Linked DNA regions of Mus musculus: region 1 is linked to region 2. The links are chromatin loops, found by intact Hi-C in ENCODE. Cell type or tissue: left cerebral cortex. All regions are shown on one strand. Each heading gives the region's core, and the rest is flanking DNA. Links, peaks and the distances in the headings are about the cores only. Region 1 holds the start of Gm41109 (a long non-coding RNA gene). Region 2 overlaps E330034G19Rik (RIKEN cDNA E330034G19 gene).

Region 1 (5,376 bases), core at 269-5,268, 120 kb after region 2:
TTAGGGGTGTGCACACAGTTTCAAAGCAATGCCAGTGATGCATTCTGGGAGCCCCTCTATAAGCAGCCCAGCTCTTGGCTTATTCTGCACCTTGGAGGCACATTGAAATCTCTTGAGTAGTTTATAAAGCTGTTGTGCCCTTGTGTCTTATCTGCAAAATTCTAAAAATGTTTGACACTCCAGTAGTAATTATCTAATATCTAAAAATCCTTGTTGACAGACAAGAGAAATTAAATCACTGGTATCTGTGGGCCAAACCCTGTGGCATAGGCTCCTGAGAACAAAATGGGCTAAATTGCCCCTCCAGTCCTCCTGAGTGACTCATACAGCCTGGGCATTCTCCATCTGGACACATAACTTCTGCAGGCTTTGGGCCAGGATAAGATGTCCATAGTCACCATAATGCCCCAGTACATAGAATCCAGAATGTAGATTCCCCAGGATCCTTCAGTCTGCATTCATGGGATTCTATCCTCCTGCAGCCAGCCCCTCCCACAGTTCAAATCTGTTGTATGAGAATCTGAAGAAAAAGCAGAAGCAGATCATGTAAGACTTGCAAAGCTTGGAAAATGAGGAAACTCTTGAAGCAACAGAGAACACCCAGGAGCAGGAGAATGAGACCAGCTTCTGTAGATACATGCCTGTGGGGACTCCGGCAGCTGTGCAATGACCGTTTGTGTCATTCCTTGTTCCTAGACTAGAGAGTGTGCAGCTTATCCCTTTTGCTGTGTAGCCATCAGCCCCAGTCCTTTCGTACTCAGCTTTGCTAAGCGTGAAAGAGACTGTTCCCCTCCCAGCATTGTCCTGCCATCCTCAGGAGCATCAAGAGAAAAGTGATTCACACCATGAAATACGGGACAGGTAGCCTCTAATATTAGGCTGAGTTTTCACAGAGCCTATAATTATGGAAAAAGAAGATAGAATGTCCTCCCCTTGGCTCTCCTGTCCTACCCAGAGGTTATTTACCTCTGACTTTTTTTTTTAATGTTTCCTCATTATCTTGGACAGAGAAGGACAGGTGGACATCCCTCTTTCTTTGGAGGGACATAGATCCCTATTGCTCTTAGGGATATTAGGGGTTACTTATTTCTCCCTGTATAGCCTGTTCTTGGTTTATGGTCTTTTGAGTACAACTGTCATGACTGTATTGGGACCTTTCATAGTTCTTCATGGGTTCCTATCATAGGTAGCCTTAAAGAGACCTTGAAGTAGAGGATGCAAAAGGAGGTTGTGAGGGGCTTATTCTGCAGAGTTTGTTCGCCATACCCTGCACAGATGACTCTTGATGGAGCAGTGTCAGCTGAAGAAGGTTTGTATGTTGAGGCAGGAAAAAATGCAGGGGGATTAGGCCCTGCTACAGCAGCACTTCAGGGACATTAAGGTGATCTGTAGGGACCAAGATGAAGAGACCAGTGACTTCGAGACTCAACAACATCAGGTAGGGTAGGCTGGTGGGTCAGGCTAATGTCTGGCACCATTTGCCATTTTGACTGTCAGCTCACCCACACACCTCTGCTTTTGCCTGTAGCCTTTCTAATGCACACGCCTTACCACCCACCCACCTCACACAATGTAATCGTTCATTCTTCTGTCTAGGCACAAGTATTTGGGGAAGTTAATCTCTTGTGAGAAAGTGAACGTTGGCAAGCATATCCTGCTGCTCTGCTTGAAGCTGCAGTCCAATAAAGGAGACAGGTGATTGACATGTCATACGTGTACATGTCCTCATGAGAGGTGGGGTACTACTAGGCACAGAGCTTTGAGTGAGGTCTCAGTTCTGGGGCTCGTGTGCATGGCAGGGTCACGGGACATCACAGGTGGGAAGCTGCTGGCAAGGAGAATATCCCAGTGCAAATGCCAAATGTGTGCTTCTCATTGTCATGGATTCTGGAGGCAAGTGGCCTTCTTTCTTCCTGCAACCCAATGAGGTCTCTGTCCACTGAGCAGTTCTTGGTTCACAGGGACAGAAGACTGAGTATCACCCCGAGAGCCCTGTTTTCTCTGAGCATTGCTGGGAAGTTCTTCCTTCCTGGATCTTTAAAGTCTGATTGAATGGCCAGGGATGCGGGAAGGACTTTTGACAGCCTAGATGAGAGAGCAGGAGACTTGGGGCTTCAGGGAAAACAGTTCTCTCACCACCTCAACACGGTCTGAACATGCAGAGCATGTTGTGCACTGCATTTTTAGTTTTCAAGGAAAGAGAGCAAAGTTCTGAAACCTCCTCTGAAAGAGCTGGAGTGCTAATTCTAAACTCGCATGCTAGTGTAGCAGCAAAGCCTGCGTGGGGGTGGCGCCCTGAATTATGCCTGTGTGCATTGGCTCCAGGAGACCATTTGGGACTTTTCTTCTTAGTCTCTACTTCTAAACTGTTTTTTTTCCCCCAGAGGTTTGCTGGGAAAGCCTCTGGCTTGCCTGGTTGAACAGCAGGCTCTTGGGGTTCTCTGTACGTGCTTGCTCTTGTATGAAGGCCTGGACAAACCCTTCACTAAGAACACCATCTTGTAATGAACAGCTTATGGAAAGAAGGGCCTCCCCCTTAAGCATTTCTTAATGCTTAAGTACATGCTGCAGAAGAGGGAGATGGCCATCCAGGAAAAGAACTTAGCAGACAAACTGCAGCATCACTTTGAAGTCCTCCATATGAGGAAGGAACCCAGGCTGGGATGAGAGGGGAGAGATGCACTTGGGTCCCCCTGCACCTGGAGTCTCTGTCTTTTATGGGCTTTTGTTCAGCAGCAAGGCTAATATCTGCCAGGAAAGGACCACAAAGTTTTGTGCTGCTCTAGTCAACAAGAACTTGTGTCCAGGAAAAAAATGTTTGCTACTCTTTGTGTCTCAGGCATTTTGACTCCTGTTTTGGCCTCTACTATGTTCTGAGTGGACTGTCCCTGAACTCACAGATATCTGCCTGCTTCTGACTCCCACATGACAGGACCTGAAGGTGTACACCTTCTCTGCTTAGCCAAAATTACATTCCCTGTAAAGAGCAGATTCTACTCCTGTAGTAGTGCTCTCGAGGCCTTTACACATATCTACCCATTCTGTGGATAGTATAGGTTCAGGAGGTCCCAGGACAAACCCAGACAGACAGAAGCCGCTGCTGCAGGGATGCTCAGACCCTTCCCGGGAGTGCTCTGGAACAGACTGATAGAAATGTAACTCTTTGTAAAAAGTTATGTTTTCCTTTATATTCTTATTGCTACTTTGTTAGTGAATTCTTTTTCATCTATCTCCTAACAATATTTCTCTGGCTCAGCTCACCTCCTCCTGCCTCAACTGTCATCAACTGTCTTTTCGGTCTGCTCCCCAAATTCACTCACAGCTATCTCTTAATTTCACCCTTCAAAACCTCATCTCTTCTCTAGCCATACTTTCTTCCTGTAACATCTGTCTTCTCTGACTGTGTTCTTCTGACTCCTGGACCCTACTTCTACCCACTCTGAGGACTCTCCAACTCCTTCATCACTCTCCTACTGCCTCTCTCAGCTTCTGTGGGCTTTTATACCCTCTCCTGCTCCCAGAAGTCCAAAGGCCAACTGTCACTGAAGACCATAGGACAATTTAAAGGGCCAGGCACGTAACATATATCATACTAAAAAGAGAGCCAGGAAGTAGTTTTCCAGAACTAGGTCTAAGGAAAATGAGGCTTCTGTTTGGTGCTAGACCAAGTGAGGGGCCATTGTTCTCAGAAGGCAGCTGGAGAATTGCTGCATCAGCCTGGCAGGCTGTATTTTGCATGTTGCTTGTGAGCAAGGTGCATCCTGAGCAGGAGGACTGAGCTAGCCATGACCTTGTCCAGGTCTGTATTACGTCTATGCTGTGGTCCATCACTAACTCATCATGAATACGGTGCATATCACTCACATGCTATTGACTATATGAGGTTACTTTTACAAAATGATGCTCCTGGATTGTAGGAGAAAGTCCTAGTCCTAGTCTTTTTAGTAGAACAGAGAATATACATCACTTAGCTCAAATTAAACATGCATTTAAGCCTTAGAAAATCTCTAGGGCCAGCTACTGTGTGACTTTTTCTCTGGGCGTAGAAACAGTGATTTGAGGTAAAACTTCAAAATTAACTTTCTAGTACAGTTGAGGGGGTGGGAGGTAGCAGCCTGACAGCTGACATGGCAGGTCCCCACCAGGTCTGTCTTAGCCTCCTTCCTCTCTCCGGTTTGAGAAACTGCAGCATGAACTGGAACTGGCCACAGCCCAGGAAGAGCCTCCTACAGAAAGAAGGAGCTGCTGCATCAGGAGCCCCCTGCTGTGCCTCATCTCCCCCCCCCCCGCCCCCGCCACAATCCTAGAATCCCTTCGTTCCATATTCTTTGTCATATTCCCTTTCTTAGTGTGAATACACCATAATTTTGTGTAGCCAATGATCCATTCAGGATGCTTCTGTGTCTGATTCCCTTTGAAAACAACCTTTGAAAACCTGAATTGAGTGGCCTGCCAGAAAATGTCCAAGATCCGCTATAGGCACTAGGTCTGTGCTGCGAAATCAGCGGTGAGAAAATGCAGAAGGTTTTTGTTTGGGTTTTTTTATTTTTTGTTGTTTTGATATTCACCTGTTATTGGGATATTGTATGTTTGTTATAAGCTATTCCATCTTTATATTGACTGCCATTTTTCATTTTTATTAGATATTTTCTTTATTTACATTTCAAATTTTATCCCCTTTCCTCATTTCCCCTCCCAAAACTTCCCTATCCCATTCCCCTTCCCCTGCTCACTAACACACCCACTCCTGCTTACCTGTCCTGGCATTCCCCTACACTGGGGCATTGAGCCTTTACAGGACTAAGGGCCTCTCCTTTCATTGATGACCAACAAGGCCATCCTCTGCTACATATGCGGCTGAAGTCTTGAGTTCCTCCTTGTATACTCTTTGGTTGGTGGTTTAGTCCCTGGAAGCTCTGGGGATACTGGTTGGTTCATATTGTTGTTCCTCCTATGGGGCTGCAAACCCCTTCAGCTCCTTAGATCCTTTCTCTAGCTCCTCCTTTGAGGACCCCATGCTCAATCCAAAGGATGCCTGTGAGCATCCACCTCTGTATTTGTCAGGCTTATCAGGCTCCTGTCAGCAAGCACTTGTTGGCATCCACAATAGTGTCTGGGCTTGGTAACTGTATATGGGATGGATCCCCAGGTGGGTCAGTCTCTGGATAGTCATTCCTTCAGTCTCTGCTCTGAACTTTGTAACTCTTTCCATGGGTATTTTGTTCCCCTTTCTAAGAAGGACCAAAGTATCCACACTGTGGTCTTCCTTTTCTTGAGCTTCATGTGGTCTGTGAATTGTATCTTGAGTATTCTGAACTTCTGGGCTAAAATCCACTTATCAGTAAGTGCATACCATGTGAGTTCTTTTGTGATTGG
Region 2 (5,376 bases), core at 288-5,287:
AAGAAGAATATGGCCATCAAGCAAAGGGAGTTGGCAGAAAAGCTGAAGTACCAATTTGAGGTCCTGCAAATGAGGTAGGATCCCAGGCTGGAAGGAGAGGGTAGAGCCGCCTGGGTCCTCTGTACCTGGGATCTCTCTCTTATATGGGCTTCTGATTATTAGCACGACTAAGAACCACTGCCAGGAAAAGCATAACTCGATGTGTTTTGGTGTTCTAGGCAGTAAGAACTTCTGTCCAGGATACCAGATGATTAATAGTCTCTGTGTGCAGGCCATTGTGACGGCCTTCTGTGATCTCTAGGATGTTCTGAGCAGGCTGTTCTTGAACTCACATAGATCTGCACGCTTCACCTCCCCAAGTCATGAAATCTCAAGTGTACACCTCCATCCCTGGCTGAAATTACATTTTAGTTAGGAACATCTCCTGTAGAGAACAGCTTCCACTCCTTTAACACTGCTTTTTCCAGTGATTAACCATTTCTGTGATAAGATTTCTCTGGATACAATAGGTCAAGCAGTTTCTAGGATGAACCCACGCGATGCCTCTGCTGTTGGGTTGTTCAGATCTTTCACGGACGTGTCCTACCACAGACTCCCATATAGAGCCAGGATGCAGTTTCCCAGCTCTTGTTCTGAGGAATGTCAGCTTTGGTTCAGGAGCCTGTGCTGGGCCGTAGTTCTCAGAGACACCACTGGAGAAATAAACACTGCTCCTGCCTCACAGGCTCAAGCATGCATGTTGCTTGGGTGCCTGGTACCTTCTGAGTGCTTGACTGAGCTATCGTCATGACCTTGCTCAGGTGCCAAGGCTGCAAGACTATAGTATGTCCTTCTGTATAATGCTGCGATCCATCACTAACTCACCATAAATAACTTGTATTATCACGAATATGCTGTTGAGGATGGTAGGCTATCTTTACAAAGTGATGCCCCGGAGTGCAAGAGAAAGTCCTTTAGTTTCTAGTAGAACAGAGAACATACAGTACCTCGATCAGATTCTGACCTGTGTGTAAGGCCAAGAATACTCCAAGCTACTGTGTGAGTGTTATTCGTTGGGCTATAAACAATGGCTTCAGGGTAACGATCCATGTTGAGTGACCAGTACAGTTGAGGTGGTGGGAGGTAGCAGCCTGACAGCTATCATGGCAGGTCTCTATCAAGCCAGTGACTTAATTTCCTTCCTCTCCCAGGTTTGATAAATTGCAGCAAGAGATGGAACTGGCCATAGCCCAGGAAGAGAGAGTCCTGCAGAAAGACCTGCTACATCAGGAGCCCCCTGCTGAGCCCCATCCCCAGAAACCACAGGATCCCTTGGGTGGGTTTGCTTTAACATAGTGTATTTCCTCAGTGTGAATAGGCCCTGATTTTATGGAGCCCATGAGCCACCAGCCTTCTTCTGGGTCTGCTTCCCTTTGATTTTCTAACAACTCCCCTTGAGAGAACTGAGGTGACTACCCTGTCACTGTGTCCAAGACCAGAGATAAGCTGTAGGTTTGTGATGCTAAATCTGTAGTGAGAGAATGGTGCTTAGCATAATTTTGTGTTTGGTTTTCTGTTTGGAGTTTTGCTCTTAGATGTTTTGGTTTTCTTATTGATATGCTATTTGTTCTTATTATTTTTCAAAAATTGCTAGCATCATTCACTGTTTATACTGACTTCTGTTTTTAATGCCCATTAAGAGAATGTTTTATGAATAATAAACTTTTGTAACTCTTCACTTTGGAGACTGTCATCTATATTCAAGGGTGCTTTCTCACTCCTGTAACCCTAGAACTTAAAGGCAGAGATGGATCTTTGTAAGTTCCAGGTAGTGTGGGCTACACAGTGAATTCCCAACCAGCCTGGCCACACAGGCAGATGTCATCTTGTATGTGGGTATGCTTTACTTCATGGAGCCACACTTTATGATGTAATCACTGTGGGGAGCTGCACTCACATTTGCCATTACAAGATGGCGCTGACAGCTGTGTTCTAAGTAGTAAATAATCTGCACATGTGCAGGGGCAGTTTTCCTGCCATGTGCTCTGCCTTTCTCATGATGACAACTGGGCTGATGGGCTGCAGCCAATCAGGGAGTGACACGTCCTAGATGGAGGATAATTCTCCTTAAAAGGGTATGGGGTCCTGGCACTCCCTCTCTTCTTCGTCTCTTCGTCTTTTTCTCTGCTCTCTTCCTCTGCTCTCTGCCTCTCTCTCTCTCTCTGCCCCTCTCTCTGCTTCTCTCTCTCTCTCTCTTCCTCTCTGCCTCTCTCTGCCGCGCTCTTCCTCTCTTGCTCCTGAAGATATAAGCAATAAAGCTTTGCCGCAGAAGATTCCGGTTTGTTGCTTCTTTCCTGGCCGGTCGCGAACGCGTGTAAGATAATCACTACCATACTATATCCCTGCTGTCATGTATTTTGCTGCCCATAAAAGATAATACTCTATAACACACATTCATTATTAACCCTGTGGAAGAAATTATTGATAAATACACTCTTATTGCTCTACAGTTTCTCAAGAAATCTGAACATTCAAAGGAGTATAAAAGAAATCAGGAAATACAGAGCTATGAGCCTCAGTTTTTCTTGAAATCAGCATCAGTGATAATGACACAACAGATATAATCCTTCCAAGTCATGTTGTGAAGTAGCTTTTTACAGATGTTGTTGACCTTACCCATACATTTGTGTGTTTTCTTAAAAACAAAACAAAACAAAACAAAAAACCAACAACAACAACAACATTATTTAGGGCTGCAGAGATGGCTCAGTGGTTAAGAGCACTGACTGTTCTTCCAGAGGTCCTGAGTTCATATCCCAGTAACCACATGGTGACTCGCAACCATCTATAGTGGAATTTGACACCCTCTTCTGGTGTGTCTGAAGACCGCTACAGTGTACTTCCATATAATCAATCAATCAATCAATCAATCAGTCAGTCAGTCAGTCAGTCAGTCAATCTTTGCGTTGGGGCAAGCAGGGCTGGAATGAGTGGGGCTGGAGAAAGAAGGGAAAAACATTTTTATTTTTGGTGAATTGGCTGACTTGTCTGTGGTCCCTCTGCATGCAACTCCCTTAGTGGCCAGAAGAGGGAGCCAGATACCCTGTTAGAGATGATGAGCACATGTAGTTTTAGTTGGGTTGGTCACCTCCAACTAACTGAAGAGGTGTCTGGAGATGTGCCCGGACAGGTCCATGGGGTAGATATGCTAGGATTCTTAGACTGCCAGACATTTATGCAGACATCTGATGTTGCCACTGCTTTCTATGAGTTGAGCATCAATTATTTTCAATTTTGGAGCAGATCTCTCAGTTTTCATCTGGGATGAAATGTAGTTTAGGCACATCTGGTGAAGAGATGAGATTATATTCATTGATGATAGGGTAGGATAACGAATCCTTCTTGAAACAAAAGTACCTTCATCTAAGCAGTGTTGGGAGGAAGCTGGAGAGCAGCCATGGTGCACAGAGTCTGCATCAGTGGCCACATGTTTCTGTGGAGAGCAAGACTGGAACACAAGAGGGACAGTGGAAGCTGCCCTTCTGCCATGGTAGGTCTCAGAGTGTGCTGAGGAAGTGTTTTTTCCAGGTGGTTGTTTTATGGTTTATTGACTAGGACCGACTTTCTTTCTTTCTTTCTTCCTTCCTTTCTTTCTTCCTTCCTTTCTTTCTCTCTTTCTTTCTTTCTTTCTTTCTTTCTTTCTTTCTTTCTTTCTTTCTTTCTTTCTTTCTCTCTTCCTTTTATACTTTTTTATTAGGTATTTTCCTCATTTACATTTCCAATGCTATCCCAAAAGTCCCCCATACCCTCCCACCCATTCCCCTACCCACCCACTACCACTTTTTGGCCCTGGCTTTCCCCTGTACTGGGGCATATAAAGTTTGCGTGTCCAATGGGCCTCTCTTTCCAGTGATGGCCAACTAGGCCATCTTTTGATACATATGCAGCTAGAGTCAAGAGCTCTGGGGTACTGGTTAGTTCATAATGTTGTTCCACCTATAGGGTTGCAGATCCCTTGAGCTCCTTGGGTACTTTCTCTAGCTCCTCCATTGGGGGCCCTGTGATCCATCCATTAGCTGACTGTGAGCATCCACTTCTGTGTTTGCTAGGCCCCGGCATAGTCTCACAAGAGACAGCTATATCTAGGTCCTTTCAACAAAATCTTGCTAGTATATGCAATGGTGTAGCGTTTGGAAGCTGATTATGGGATGGGACCCTGGATATGGCAGGCTCTAGATGGTCCATCCTTTTGACACAGCTCCAAACTTTGTAACTCCTTCCATGGGTGTTTTGTTCCCAATTCTAAGAAGGGGCAAAGTGTCCACACTTTGGTCTTCTTTCTTCTTGAGTTTCATGCGTTTAGCAAATTGTATCTTATATCTTGGGTATCCTAAGTTTCTGGGCTAATATCCACTTACCAGTGAGTACATATTGTGTGAGTTCCTTTGTGATTGAGTTACCTCATTCAGGATGATACCCTTCAGGTCCATCCATTTGCCTAGGAATTTCATAAATTCATTTTTTTAATAGCTGAGTAGTACTCCATTATATAAATGTACCACATTTTCTGTATCCATTCCTCTGTTGAGGGGCATCTGGGTTCTTTCCAGCTTCTGGCTATTATAAATAAGGCTGCTATGAACATAGTGGAGCATGTGTCCTTCTTACTGGTTGGACATCTTCTGGATATATGCCCAGGAGAGGTATTGTGGGATCCTCCGGTAGTACTATATCCAGTTTTCTGAGGAACTGCCAGACTAATTTCCAGAGTGGTTGTACAAGCTTGCAATCCCACCAACAATGGAGGAGTGTTCCTCTTTCTCCACATCCACGCCAGCATCTGCTGTCACCTGAATTTTTGATCTTAGCCATTCTGACTGGTGTGAGGTAGAATCTCAGGGTTGTTTTGATTTGCATTTCTCTGATGATTAAGGATGCTGAACATTTTTTCAGGTGCTTCTCAGCCATTTGGTATTCCTCAGGTGAGAATTCTTTGTTTAGTTCTGAGCCCCATTTTTTAATAGGGTTATTTGATTTTCTGTAGCCCACCTTCTTGAGTTCTTTATATATATTGGATATTAGTCCCCTATCTGATTTAGGATAGGTAAAGATCCTTTCCCAATCTTTTGGTGGCCTTTTTGTCTTATTGACGGTGTCTTTTGCTTTGCATAAGCTTTGCAGTTTCATGAGGACCCATTTGTCAATTCTCGATCTTACAGCACAAGCCATTGCTGTTCTATTCAGGAATTTTTCCCCTGTGCCCATATCTTCGAGGGTTTCCCCTACTTTCTCCTCTATAAGTTTCAGTGTCTCTGGTTTTATGTGGAGTCCCTAATCCACTTAGATTTGACCTTAGTACAAGGAGATAGGAATGGATCAATTCGCATTCTTCTACAT

The links. Hi-C counts contacts between places; a loop is a spot of excess contacts. Peaks named below come from ENCODE experiments on the same cell type or tissue, not always from the same donor. Only the 100,000 strongest peaks of a DNase experiment are listed, where the experiment ranks them.
Region 1: a loop joins it to region 2, with 2.7 times the contacts of the local background. A loop is called at or near these places in 2 of 42 quality-filtered maps.

What each region holds. Positions count from the first base shown.
Region 1 is chr14:24,426,351-24,431,726 of GRCm38, forward strand. Gm41109 (a long non-coding RNA gene) reads right to left here and starts at 3,504. Exons shown (of 3, transcript XR_874408.1): 1 at 1-3,504. In left cerebral cortex, for the core only: no CTCF peak of the experiment used is centred there; a DNase peak (open chromatin) is centred at 2,288.
Region 2 is chr14:24,308,244-24,313,619 of GRCm38, forward strand. It overlaps E330034G19Rik (RIKEN cDNA E330034G19 gene), which reads left to right. Exons shown (of 7, transcript NM_001379547.1): 6 at 1-74; 7 at 1,191-1,717. The coding sequence ends at 1,335. Among named protein-coding and RNA genes, the nearest start is that of E330034G19Rik, 18 kb to the left of the region's middle. In left cerebral cortex, for the core only: a CTCF peak has its summit at 3,057 (motif pointing right); a DNase peak (open chromatin) is centred at 3,068.